Regions from separate parts of the Homo sapiens genome. Here regions 1, 2 and 4 are each linked to region 3. A link is a contact called in ENCODE Hi-C or POLR2A ChIA-PET data. All regions are on one chromosome and are shown on one strand. The core of a region is the stretch at or near the end of the contact, and the rest is flanking DNA. Distances in the headings are between cores, read along the strand shown.

The links. A loop is a pair of places that touch in the nucleus more often than their neighbours do. ChIA-PET counts read pairs that join two places held with the same protein, here RNA polymerase II (POLR2A). Pooled maps may share reads with other maps.
Region 1: a pooled map shows a loop between it and region 3 (9-fold over the local background). The contact joins the promoter of RPS29 here to the promoter of PSMA3 in region 3. A Hi-C loop is called at or near these places in 3 of 37 single-sample maps with no recorded cell type and 5 of 50 pooled maps. POLR2A ChIA-PET finds 5 or more read pairs at or near these places in 1 of 52 experiments (activated T-cell).
Region 2: a loop to region 3 is called in a map of CD8-positive, alpha-beta T cell, with 10 times the contacts of the local background. The contact joins the promoter of TXNDC16 here to the promoter of PSMA3 in region 3. A Hi-C loop is called at or near these places in 2 of 168 maps with a recorded cell type or tissue (CD4-positive, alpha-beta memory T cell and CD8-positive, alpha-beta T cell) and 8 of 50 pooled maps.
Region 4: a loop to region 3 is called in a pooled map, with 7 times the contacts of the local background. The contact joins the promoter of DDHD1-DT here to the promoter of PSMA3 in region 3. A Hi-C loop is called at or near these places in 1 of 168 maps with a recorded cell type or tissue (CD8-positive, alpha-beta T cell) and 6 of 50 pooled maps. POLR2A ChIA-PET finds 5 or more read pairs at or near these places in 1 of 52 experiments (activated B cell).

Annotation. Positions count from the first base shown.
Region 1 is chr14:49,584,796-49,587,936 of GRCh38, reverse strand. RPS29 (ribosomal protein S29) reads left to right here and starts at 1,557. Exons shown (of 3, transcript NM_001032.5): 1 at 1,557-1,652; 2 at 1,888-1,987. The coding sequence starts at 1,591. It also overlaps RN7SL1. RefSeq lists enhancers at 997-1,506, 1,379-1,878, 2,477-2,526.
Region 2 is chr14:52,551,255-52,554,254 of GRCh38, reverse strand. TXNDC16 (thioredoxin domain containing 16) reads left to right here and starts at 1,750. Exons shown (of 21, transcript NM_020784.3): 1 at 1,750-1,939. It overlaps GPR137C (G protein-coupled receptor 137C), which reads right to left and starts at 1,419. Exons shown (of 7, transcript NM_001099652.2): 1 at 664-1,419. The coding sequence starts at 1,107. RefSeq lists silencers at 950-1,149, 1,160-1,229.
Region 3 is chr14:58,243,461-58,246,441 of GRCh38, reverse strand. It overlaps PSMA3 (proteasome 20S subunit alpha 3), which reads right to left and starts at 1,599. Exons shown (of 11, transcript NM_002788.4): 1 at 1,501-1,599. The coding sequence starts at 1,521. RefSeq lists enhancers at 1,126-1,575, 690-1,587, 1,756-1,955, 1,996-2,045.
Region 4 is chr14:53,151,830-53,154,997 of GRCh38, reverse strand. It overlaps DDHD1-DT (DDHD1 divergent transcript), which reads right to left and starts at 1,644. Exons shown (of 3, transcript NR_110062.1): 1 at 1,267-1,644. It overlaps DDHD1 (DDHD domain containing 1), which reads left to right and starts at 1,675. Exons shown (of 13, transcript NM_001160148.2): 1 at 1,675-2,737. The coding sequence starts at 1,900. RefSeq lists a silencer at 1,500-1,829 and enhancers at 2,650-2,849, 2,870-2,919.

The DNA of each region.
Region 1 (3,141 bases), core at 308-2,807, 8.7 Mb after region 3:
TTCTAGTTACACAAAGTTGTTCACCTTACCTTGGCTCAAGCGCTTCCTTTCACCAGGCATTCCCTTCTGTCAAGTGCTGCCTGTAGAAATCCCATTCTTCAAGGTCTACCTCAAAGGTCTCTCAAATGTACCTCGAACTGGAATTAATTTCTCTTCTTGGCTCCTTTCGTACTTCATGAGCACACCCATGATTTAATACAGAATATTTTCCTTAGCTGTACATATGTTGTTGGTGCACAAACGTTGTATGTTGAAGTCTTGGAGATAATCCTGTTTCCCACAGATTAGAAAATTTTGAGGGCAAGGAGCAAGTTATATCTAGTTTACAAATCTCTGACTCCCCTCCTTCCTTAATCATATAATACAATGCCTAACTTAATGATTGGGTAGGGGGACCCCACTAGAACCCTGACATAACATACCTTAAAGAAGTGTTGTATTTCAATTTATAAAAGTTTATATGTAAAAGTTTCTGGAATTGTTGCACCCTGTGCTACATTTTATAAATCTAGTTAAAGCTTTGATTTCAGAGCAGTTTTATCTGGAGGCATTATAAATGACCATATGGAATGTAGGTATCTTTCAGCAGAAATTCGTTTATTGACATTGGTTTTTTGCATTTTTGCATTTGCTTTTCATTACTTGTTTTGTCACCAAATTATCTGGTCAAAGCAACATACACTGCACATTACTTGTTTATTACTTTACATTCAGCCAATTACATTTAAGAATCAAATACACTAAATGCCAAAGAATCTCATTTTTTTTTGGAATGGTGTAGGTGTATTTCTTGGAGGAGTGTGTCAAAAAAATAAATTTGAAAACGTACTCTCTTTAACAAAATAAAAGCAAACCCTACCGTTGACTCGTGATCATTACAGCTGATTTTAAGTTGTTTTGTAAATTTATTCCAGTAGGTGTCACTGGTGAGTCGAGGAAAAACTCCTTTCCCAAGTGTAACGTTTTAATTAAAAGAAAGTAAAAGGTTTAATCAATAAAAAAGACTATGAGAATATTCATCTCTTGAGAGTCCAAAATTAACGTATTTATTGTTCAAAAGAGACGGGGTCTCGCTATGTTGCCCAGGCTGGAGTGCAGTGGCTATTCACAGGCGCGATCCCACTACTGATCAGCACGGGAGTTTTGACCTGCTCCGTTTCCGACCTGGGCCGGTTCACCCCTCCTTAGGCAACCTGGTGGTCCCCCGCTCCCGGGAGGTCACCATATTGATGCCGAACTTAGTGCGGACACCCGATCGGCATAGCGCACTACAGCCCAGAACTCCTGGACTCAAGCGATCCTCCAGCCTCAGCCTCCCGAGTAGCTGGGACTACAGGCACGCGCCACCGCGCCCGGCGGTCGGATACCGGCGCAGAATAGCACTAGAAGCTGTGGTATGGTGACGTCATCAACTGGGCCAGCCCACAACGCCTCTAAGATTTCATTTTACTCACCCAGCGAAACAACCTGACCACACTGCGCACGCGTTTCCTTTGAGCACTGCATTCTGGGTAAACTGTCTCAAAAATTTGAAGAGCGCATGCGTGGGCCAGCTTCTTCCTTTTACCTCGTTGCACTGCTGAGAGCAAGATGGGTCACCAGCAGCTGTACTGGAGCCACCCGCGAAAATTCGGCCAGGGTTCTCGCTCTTGGTGAGAAATAGTTTGTGATTTTGGGGAAGCGTTGCCGTGGAGCGCTAGGCTGCTTAAAATCTCAAGTAGAGGAGGCCACGGGCGGCACGAGGGAGCACGCCGACTGGGAGTCGCTGGTGCCGCCATTACAGGCCTGTACTGTGGCTTGGGAGTCCCGGGATGCGGGTAGTAGCCGTCTGAGTGCGGAGTCTTGTAATTTCTATGACCTGCAAAACCGCTGTCTCTTTTCTTACAGTCGTGTCTGTTCAAACCGGCACGGTCTGATCCGGAAATATGGCCTCAATATGTGCCGCCAGTGTTTCCGTCAGTACGCGAAGGATATCGGTTTCATTAAGGTAGGCGTCTGCAGGCGTACTCCATGTTGTTTGGGCAGAGAAGGTTGTGGGGGTTATTTTTTCCGCGAAAGACAAACGGACAGATCTTCCCTGGAGTGGTAATTCTGAGCATTCGACCAAGAGCTTTTCCTCTTTTTTTAGTTGGTAGCTGGTGACAGTGTTGATGGTTTGGGCAATCAAATTAATAGAATGGAGAAGGTGAAGGACTTAGTCTTTCCTACTCCCTTTTTTACCTAGATAGCTTAGCCAGTTTTAGGTGCCGTGTATTGTGTTTGGTGAAATTCACTTTAGAGAAGCCACTAAAATTGTTTTACATTTGTTTCATTTATCAATCTTGTAAGTACCTATTCTCTTTTTTTTTTTTTTAGAGATAGGGTCTCCCTCTGTCGCCCAGGTTGAAGTGCAGTGGCGTTGTTACGGCTCACTGCAGCCTCGAACTCCTCCTGGTCTCAGGCGATCCTCTTGCCTTGGCGTCCCGAGTAGCTGGGACTAAAGGCTCTTGCCACCACGCGCGGCTGTACCTAGATATTTTCTAACCAAATATATGTATTAACCGCTGACCCCAAGTTTTTTTTTTTTTTTTTTTGAGTCGGAGTCGCACTCACCCAACCTGGAGTGCGATGGCGTGATCTCCGCTCAGTGCAACCTCCGCCTCCCCGGTTCAAGCGATTCTCCTGCCTCAGCCTCCTGAATAGCTGGGATTACAGGCGCCTGCCACCATGTCCGGCTAATTTTTTTATTTTTAGTAGAGACGGGGTTTTACCATGTTGGTCAGGCTGGTCTCGAACTGCTGACCTCGTGATCCGCCTGCTTCGGCCTCCCAAAGTGCTGAGATTACAGGCGTGAGCCACCGCGCCCGGCCAACCCAAAATGTTTGAAAGCGTCATACACTGGAATGAACTTAAAGTTTGGGGCCGGAAAGACATTGTTAAGATTCAGCAAACAATGGTCTGCCATTTAGTGCTTCTATCTCTTGATCATCTTAGTCAAGCTAGTGTTTATATGAAACTTTTGACTGTGAAACTTTTGGCTTCTGAAAATCTTTTAAATAGTAGTTTGGGTTTTTTTTTTTAAGGTGAAAACGAATTTATTATTGGCTCTTTGAGATAAAAATCACCAGCTTTCTGATCAATTATTTTGTATTGGATAGTACT
Region 2 (3,000 bases), core at 501-3,000, 5.7 Mb after region 3:
AAACCGCTAAAGCACGAAGCAACTGGGGCAAACATTAAGGGCTTTATGGAGGTCCTTATCCTGATCCTCAGCATTGGTTATTGATCATCAACCCTGCTGGGGAACTATCGAACGAAATTTATGTGAGGCTTATCGAGCCACAGGAAAGGAGATGCAGGAGGGAATATAAGCTTCTAATAAAAGAAACGCAGCAACAATAGCAGAGGAACAGCTCTGCCTGGTGACGTAATGGCTGGCAGCAGTCCAGCTTCAGCAGAGCTGCTGCTACCTCAGCATCCAACCTCCCTCAACACAGTCCGGCTTCGGCAGAGCCACCGGGGCTGCTACTTCTTGCGATGCCACTTTGTTGGTGCCACCAACGCCTTACCTCGGAGGGCCAGAACACCGAACAAAGGGTTCGTTCCGTTGCTGTTTTAAGTTGTCAGACACACACACTCACTCACTCACCCCCTAGCCCGAACCCCTCAGTAATCAAGCCAATCAGCCACTTAAGTTTAAGGCGAAAACACTGGCTCACACTCCAGGTGTGCCTCAGTTTCCCCAGGCTGGTTTCCAGTCCGCCTCTCGCTGCCCACCCCCCGCCCCCGCTGGTCCTCAGCGGGAGTTGATCCCGGCGGCCCCGCGCACCCGCCCGGGCCCCGCATGCCGGCCCTCCCGCCTTACCTCCGCCAGGTAGAGGTTGAGGAGACAGAGCGTGGAGAACTGGAGACAGGAGGGGAAGCAGTAGAGCAGCCAGTGGGGGAAGAAGTGCAGGTGAGCGGGCGGCCGGAGCAAGGGCAGGGAGCCGCTGAGCGAGAAGGCGGCGGAGAAGAGGGTGGTCCTGAGCGCTGCCCACAGGAGACAGAGGAAGAGGCAGAGGCTCTGGTAACTCAGCCGCCGCTCGCGGTACAGGAGCAGCCGCCACAGCTGCAGGTAGGCAAAGGCGAACAGCGCGGCGTAGAGCAGGGCGTGCAGGACGCTCAGCGCCAACTGCACGGAGCCCGGCACCGCGGCGCCTGAGGCTGCAGCGACGGCGCCTCCGCCTCCGCTGCCCCCGCCGGGCGTGGAGGGCTCGCGGCCGGCTGCGGGGGCGGCAGCGGCCGCCGGACCCGGCACGGACACCCTCATGAGGGGGCTGGGGGCCGGGCGAGCGAGCGCGGGAAGGAAGGGGCTGGACTCGGAGCCGCCGTCGAAGGGGAGAAGGACTGCCCCCTTACCCCCCACCCACCCCAGCCTCTAACCCCAGGAAGCGCCGTGACGGGACCCGGAGTCCAGCGCAAAGCAGCCGCGGCTCCCCCGGACCCCGCCTCCTCTTTCCCCCCACCCCCCGGGGGTCTCGGCTCCTCCTGCTGCGGCTCGGCTCCGTAGCTGCAAAAAACAACTCTCGGCTGGAGACAATCAGCTGAGAAACCCGAGCATTTGAGGCGCTCGCTCCGCACTGTGGGCTCGCGCCGATTGGCCCAGGCAGGCACGCCCCCTGAGCGCCGCGCTCGGAAGGCCACGGGCCGCAGGACCCGTCGCTCGAGGGCCCCGAGATCTGATTGGGCGCGTAATTTCCCTACTTTCTCCCGCCCCTGTACTTCCCACCCACGCTGCTGATTGGCCCTGCTACTGCACCGCCCGTTCGCGCCGGCGGGAGGACTCTGTAATCGTCTGTCACTCTCGCTCCGCCCACCACGTTTCCCATTGGTTAGAGAGTGCCTCGCGTAGGGAGCACGAGGAGAAGGAGGAGCTTCGCAGGTTGTTTTTTCCCAGGAGGCCGACTCCGCCGAGTCGGTGGCGGCTGCAGGCTGGGAGGGAGAAGTGCTACGCCTTTGCAGGTTGGCGAAGTGGTTCCAGGCTACCCGGCTAGTCTGGCACGGCCCCGTCTTCTGCCTCCTCCTCCGTCGCGTGGCGGCGGGAACTGTTGGCCGCGCGGCCTCGGGAACGGCCCAGGTCCCCGCCCGCAGGTCCCGGGCAGGTAGGTGACAGCGCTGGCCCTTCAGGCTGTGGGCTCTGCCTGCAGACCCGGGGATTCAGACGAAGCAGCTTTCTGTAGCCAGGGCTGCACTGCACAGCTCCGGAGTCTGACTTAAGACACCCGTCTCTGGGGCACCGAAGGGCCTCACCTGGAGCCTCCTGAGGGCATTTTGCTTTCTCTTTTCGCTGCATGAACGGCGGGAAACACCGGAGCCCTTTGTGGGTCGAGGGGATGGAAAGGGGCGACGGGGAGAATCGGAGCTCTTAAGTGAAAGACCCTTTCCTCCCAAGGCCAAGGGAAATGTCTCTTAAGGAAGAGTAGTAGTAGTATCAGATGGATGTTGAAGCGATCTGTGAGCAGGGGGAAGCTGGTTCTTTCAAACGTAGAATTTGGGAAGATGCTCTGGGCTTAAGTTTTGGGAAAAAGGCAGAAACAGACTTGTAAGTATGATGATTGCCTGGAGAGGAAGTAGAATATTCTGTACTGTTTAAATTCCACATGTATCGAAGCCTTGGACCTGTGTATGGTAGATGGTGGCGCTATTCCTGGGCCTGAGAGAGAAAATACATGCTGTGTTACTGCTGTGAAGAACCGAGGAATAATCAGATCGACTAACGTATATTGGGCCGGCACATAGTTGTTGACTTTTTTTTTTCCTATTTGGAAATAAGATTAGCAAGTAGTGCAAAATTAAAAGGAAATAATTTGTTTTCTTTAGAATACACAGCACATTACGAATTCAGTATCCTTGTGAAAGACATTGCTACGTTTATTGGAGCAACAAAGACCCAGCTTTTCTTACCTCACCATCCTTTGTCCTATGCTTTTTTTTTTTTTTTTCCTTTTTTTCATGCAGGGTCTCGCTCTGTCGCCCAGGCTGTAGTGACAGTTCACTACAAACCTCCACCTCCTGGGCACAAGCAGTCCTCCCACCTCAGCCTCCCAAGTAGCTGGGACTACAGGCACTGGAGCCACCATGCCCGGCTGATTTTTTTTTTTTTTTTGGTAGAGACGAGGTTTCACTATATTGTCCAGGCTGGCCTTTGTCATATGCTTTGCCC
Region 3 (2,981 bases), core at 350-2,849:
GGCAACAGAGCAAGACTCCGTCTCAAACAAAATAAAAATAAAAAAATAAACTTGCTAAAGCGTTGGTTCTGGGAGTAAAGTAAAAAAAGGAATTAAAGATGAATAACAGATTTTTTCATATGACCATTCACTGAGCTGAAGACTGTAGTAGATGCAAAATGGCAAGGTGAGGAGAAAACCCAGAGCTCTACTTTCACATGCAGTACGAAATGACTATTAAACGATCAAGTGAACAGACATGTCAAGCAGACAAACAAATATTCGTATCTGGAGTTCTTGGGAGAAATGAAGACAGAAGAAAAGCCTTCAGCAGTGGTACTTTCTGAGTCTGTTTCCTGATCTGTTAAACCCAGATCATTAACCCTACCATTGTTACTAAAATATCCCACATGGTTACATTATCAAGTATTCTTTAAAAGGTTTGTAGAATGAAATACTATTAATTCAAGGTAATATTAATATAATTGCAAAGTCAGTTTGCTACAAGATTTAATATTGAGCATTTACTTATCCAAGAAAAGTATGGCAGAACTTTAGCATTCATAACTGAATGGATTAAACCATTCCAGACATAAGTTGCCTATTATCAAATTTAGAACACCGGTACTTGAACTTAAGGCTGAGCATGAGAATCTTGTTAAGAAGTAGAAATTGAGGAACTGAGAAACTCATTATTCAATAACTCTAGTGCAAATAACCAATAAATCTTTTAGAAACTGTATTTTCTATATAGAGAAGTACATAAAAGGAGTAAACTGACTGCACATATGCAATACGTTTAACAAAGGAAAGCCAAACAAGTTAACAAGTCCCACTGCAAAATCCTCAACAGTCTATGAAAAGTCTGAAGCTGTTAAGTTCCTAAGTAACCATTTAAACGTTTACGGAATAAATGCCTACAAGCGCTGTTAGGTAATTTGTATAGGAAAAACGAGAAAGGAAAAACTGAAGGATTCATCAGATTGTTTTTCAGACCATTTTTATTAGTTCTGTTCCGACAGGATTTCCAGTGACTCTTAAACTGAGCGGTCAATGATCTGCACACTTAAAGACAGAGAAGGCCTGTGAATCAGCAGCACCCTAGGAACTGCAAACGCAGTCCACAAAAAGCACGATCTCCAGACCCCGGAATCCCAAATCTCACTGCCTCGGTGGTTCTCAAGAGAACACACTATTTCAAGCCCCACGAGTTTCCACTTTCGGTTTCCCTAAGTGGCTGAAGAAAGTGACTCAGCAATCCAAAGCGGCTCCAAACCTCACTGCGGCGACGCCAAGCCGGCTACACCTGCGCTGAAAAGCTTCAGGAGTCACGGTCACCTGAGACGCAGGCCTAGCATATAGGGGATAAAGACGACCGGTCTCCAAACAGCTGCAAATGGCCCACCCAGCCGAAGGCGGTCTCAGAGCACCCCGGGTCCGCGAACCCCATGTGGTCTGTCCGAGTTCCCTTCAACCCCAATCCTTAGGTTAAACTATTACACCGACAGACAGCGAACTCACCCCAGTGCCGATTGAGCTCATCGTGCTAAACCCAAAGGGACGCGTAGGGATTCCAGGCCCGGAGCGCTTCCCCTATACCACAGGATGCCGCAAACTAGTAACAGGCCCGCTCATTGGCTGAACTGCCAACCAATAACCTTTTTCTCTGTGGCTCGTTCCGCGGCTCCGGCCCCCAGGACGAGGAGTATTGTGGGAAAAAAGCGGGCCGCGAGAGGCTGGCGGCGCGCATGTGCAGAAGCAATGGAGGCGGGGTTGGGGAAAGCAAAGGCTCCTCCTTCGGTTCGCGTACTTTGAGCCGCTTGGCGTCGTGGTATCTGAGAAGCTGCTCTATTCCTTTCCTTGGAATTATTATTTATCTTTTATATTATTATTCTCTCCTCACTTTATTCTTTCTTTAAGCCAAAGGGAGAGATGCTGGTATACTCTCACAAAAAGTAGAAAAAGCAGTAGGCGCGAAGTAACCTGTCTTCCTCCGCGTCCCGACCCTGACCCAGAATCTTGATGGCATCCACTTCACCTCCTTGTGCTCAGGCTCTCGTGAAGTTTCACTTAAAGGGTATCGTCTTTGAATTCAGCTTAGAATTTTACGGAAGTATTAGTGCTCTTTCTATGAGTATAACGCTTTTTGGTAAGAGTTAAAGATAAGTCTGATTAAAGATATTTTTTGAGCGCTAGTATATTCCACGTGTTCAAGAAAAAGCCGTGAACAGAGCATACCCCCATTTCTAATGTAATTTCCATTCAGTGGGAATAAATAGGTAACAATAAATAAGCAAAATAGTAAGAAGAAAGAGTGCTTTAATAGACAATGGAGGTACTAACTTTAGGCAGTGTGCTCAGGGAATGACTTTCTGAGTGAGTGATATTTAAACTAAAATAGGGTAACAAAAGACAGTGGTTTAGGGAACAGTAAAAAACTTGGCTTGCGCTGGGAACTGTCACGTCAGAGTGACCTCTCATAATGATTAAGTGGGGAAGAATGACAGGAAGAGAACAAGTGCACAGGAGACCAAATCTTGAAGTGGTTTGAATTTTAATCCGATTGTAAATAGGGCATCAGCATTTTTTTTACTCCTAAATATTAATACGTCAGTGTGTATTTTCCCCCAACACAGGAACATTATTTCACAGAGACACAGTATTATTGTGAAAATCAGAAAATTACCAATACTATGATCTATCAACTTTATGCATTTTTTTTTTTTTTTTGGTAAATGGCCCAATAATGTCCTTCATAGCAAAAGAAAATCCAAGATCACACCTTGCATTCAGTTGTCATGTTTCCAATCTGCTTTAGTCTGGAAAATAGTTGCTTAGTATTTCTTCAGTTTTCATGGCATGAACACTTTTGAAGAATACAAACCATTTATTTTGTAGAATATTCCTTAATTTAGGTTTGATTTTTTTGTTATTTGATTCAAGTGATGCATTTATGGCAGGAATACTACAGAAATGACCTTGTATTCATTCATGTCAGAGCA
Region 4 (3,168 bases), core at 395-2,894, 5.1 Mb after region 3:
CATAGTACTTTTCATACTGTACTATAATATAATGTATCTGTTTACTTGTCTGTATCCCCCTCTAGGCTGTAAGTTCCTTGAAGAAAGAAAGAACTCTCTCCCATTCTCTCTTATAGTAGAAGTTAGCATAGAGGTGCCTGGCATATAGGTGGCCAGACACCTATTCAAACCCTGTAGAATGAATGCTTTTACAGCTAGTAAACAGACCAAAGCCCATACCCAATATCATATGCTGCATATTGTCAATAGAAATACTGGAGGAGCAACTGGGAAGCAGGCACTCAGAAATTTTTTTTGAGTGGTAAAGAGGGTCCTGATCTTAGATGCTTTCAGTCAGAGCTGCAGTATACAGTTGGATAGGTTGTTCACTGCACAAGGTTAACCAGCTAAGGGCACTAATTGGGGCAGAAAATCCAGCCTGTATTCTACTTGACAAGCCATCAACTCCAACACCGCTCTGTATCTGCCCACAGGAAGCAATGCCTTTTTTCAAATTCCTACAAAGGCCCTGTACAAACTTCAGATAGTCTTGATTTAAATAATGACAGAGTAATAATGTCTGACAGGTTACATCTCAGGAGCAAGAAAAATTGCCCTACCAATCTGATTCCACCAGAGAGTAAAAGAAATAGTGAAGACTGTCTATTCTTAAAATGAAAACACTGAGGTTGGAGATGGTTTTTCTCTGGATTCTCAACATAGGGTGATGTGCTTACAAAATAATTTTTTTTAAATAAAAAAGACCCACATAAGGGAGCCTCTGTATTCAACTTGATCCCAGAATATGAGTTACAGAATCAGAGATGCATAAAAATCTGGAAGAAACCTTAAAGTTCATAGAATTCCATTGCTAGAAGGAACTTTAGATATCATCTGGTCCAAGAATCTTAATTTTACAGATGAGGAAACCAAAAAGATCAGGAAGATTATGTGATTTGCCTGTGGATGGTTAGCAAAGCTAAATCTAGAACCTGGTTGTTTTCTACCTCTCAATCGAACACTCTTTACCACAGCTGGTTGGACTTGACATCATTATAATCAACTAAGACTGATTGCGCACCCACTGTGTGGGAGAGGCTGACATGGACTTGGTTTCCATCAAGGGCCTAGCAATGAGGTTGAGAAAACAGGAAATCCAAGCATCAAAAGATAAGTAATAATATGAGATGGCATATGAAGCAAGGTTTAGATTCCAGTTTCCCAGTGGGAGTGGTGACACCAAGGTGAGTGATGGGTGTGGGGTGGAGTGCCCTCGTATCCACCCACCTATGCGTCCTGGTTCTGTCTGGAGGCACCAGGGCCAGGTGACAAAACGTCCAGGCGAGGCCGCAGTAGGGCCTAAGGTCAAAAAGAGCAATGCTGAATCCTACATCCTGGGGCCCTCCTAACACGTAGCTTAAGGCTCTGGGCTCATGACCCACATTGTAAGGATGAGTGGGGTAAAGCCTATCCACATCTGGGCTGTGAATTCCAGAAGCGGGGGACCGAGGCAGCTGTGCATGAAGACCGCAAGGAAGGAGGAAGGGAGCCGAGGAGGCCCAAGAGCGGCGGGCGACCTGACACCACCCTGCCCTCCCAGCCAGAGGGGCAGGGGGGAACCCCGCGCGCGGCGCCGGTGCAGCCCGGGCTTCCGGGGCGGCGCACGCGGCCGGGGGGCGGGGCGGGGGCCGAAGCACCGCCTACGTCGGGCTGCGTGACAATGGGGCCGGCGGCAGAACGCAGCTGCGGCGGCTGCGGGTCTCGTGGGGGCGGAGCGGTCGCCGCTGCCGCCGCAGCTCGGGTCGGGATTTGAAAGATTAGAAACTTCGGGTGGAGAGGGCGGCGGCGTTGAATGTGTGGCGGAAGCGCTGGGGGTCACGGCTCCGCGCGCCGCCGGACAGCCGGCGGCGTCTCCACAGCATGAATTACCCGGGCCGCGGGTCCCCACGGAGCCCCGAGCATAACGGCCGAGGCGGCGGCGGCGGCGCCTGGGAGCTGGGCTCAGACGCGAGGCCAGCGTTCGGCGGCGGCGTCTGCTGCTTCGAGCACCTGCCCGGCGGGGACCCGGACGACGGCGACGTGCCCCTGGCCCTGCTGCGCGGGGAACCCGGGCTGCATTTGGCGCCGGGCACCGACGACCACAACCACCACCTCGCGCTGGACCCCTGCCTCAGTGACGAGAACTATGACTTCAGCTCCGCCGAGTCGGGCTCCTCGCTGCGCTACTACAGCGAGGGTGAGAGCGGCGGCGGCGGCAGCTCCTTGTCGCTGCACCCGCCGCAGCAGCCTCCGCTGGTCCCGACGAACTCGGGGGGCGGCGGCGCGACAGGAGGGTCCCCCGGGGAAAGGAAACGTACCCGGCTTGGCGGCCCGGCGGCCCGGCACCGCTATGAGGTAGTGACGGAGCTGGGCCCGGAGGAGGTACGCTGGTTCTACAAGGAGGACAAGAAGACCTGGAAGCCCTTCATCGGCTACGACTCGCTCCGCATCGAGCTCGCCTTCCGGACCCTGCTGCAGACCACGGGTGCCCGGCCCCAGGGCGGGGACCGGGACGGCGACCATGTGTGCTCCCCCACGGGCCCAGCCTCCAGTTCCGGAGAAGATGACGATGAGGACCGCGCCTGCGGCTTCTGCCAGAGTACGACGGGGCACGAGCCGGAGATGGTGGAGCTTGTGAACATCGAGCCTGTGTGCGTGCGGGGCGGCCTCTACGAGGTGGATGTGACCCAAGGAGAGTGCTACCCGGTGTACTGGAACCGTGAGTAGCGGGCCGGGGTTAGGGCAGGACGGGCTGCCCCTGCATGGGCCGATGCGCACCGGTGTGGGTTTGGGACTGGTCGCCGCGAAGAGGGAGGCGCGTGAGGCCTGGCGTTTGGCTGGGGCAGGATGGAGATTGAGCAGGGAGCGTCGGCAGCTGAAGGGTAAACGAGCAGATGGCAAAACCCAAGCTGCCTGGGGTCAGGAGGACTGGATACCTTCGGGGGTAGCGCCTCCTGGGTGAGCCGGGTGCTGCTGCCATCCCCTGGAAGTGATCCAGGACCGGATCCGCAGCCCGAGGTTTAATTTCGTGATCCTACCAGCTTTGTCCACCTGGGGATCTGGTTCTGTCTCATTTACCCTAAACAGCCTATGATTTAAATAGCGGCACGTCTTCTGGAGTAGGAAGGTTTGAGAGGATCTGCTCGAGAA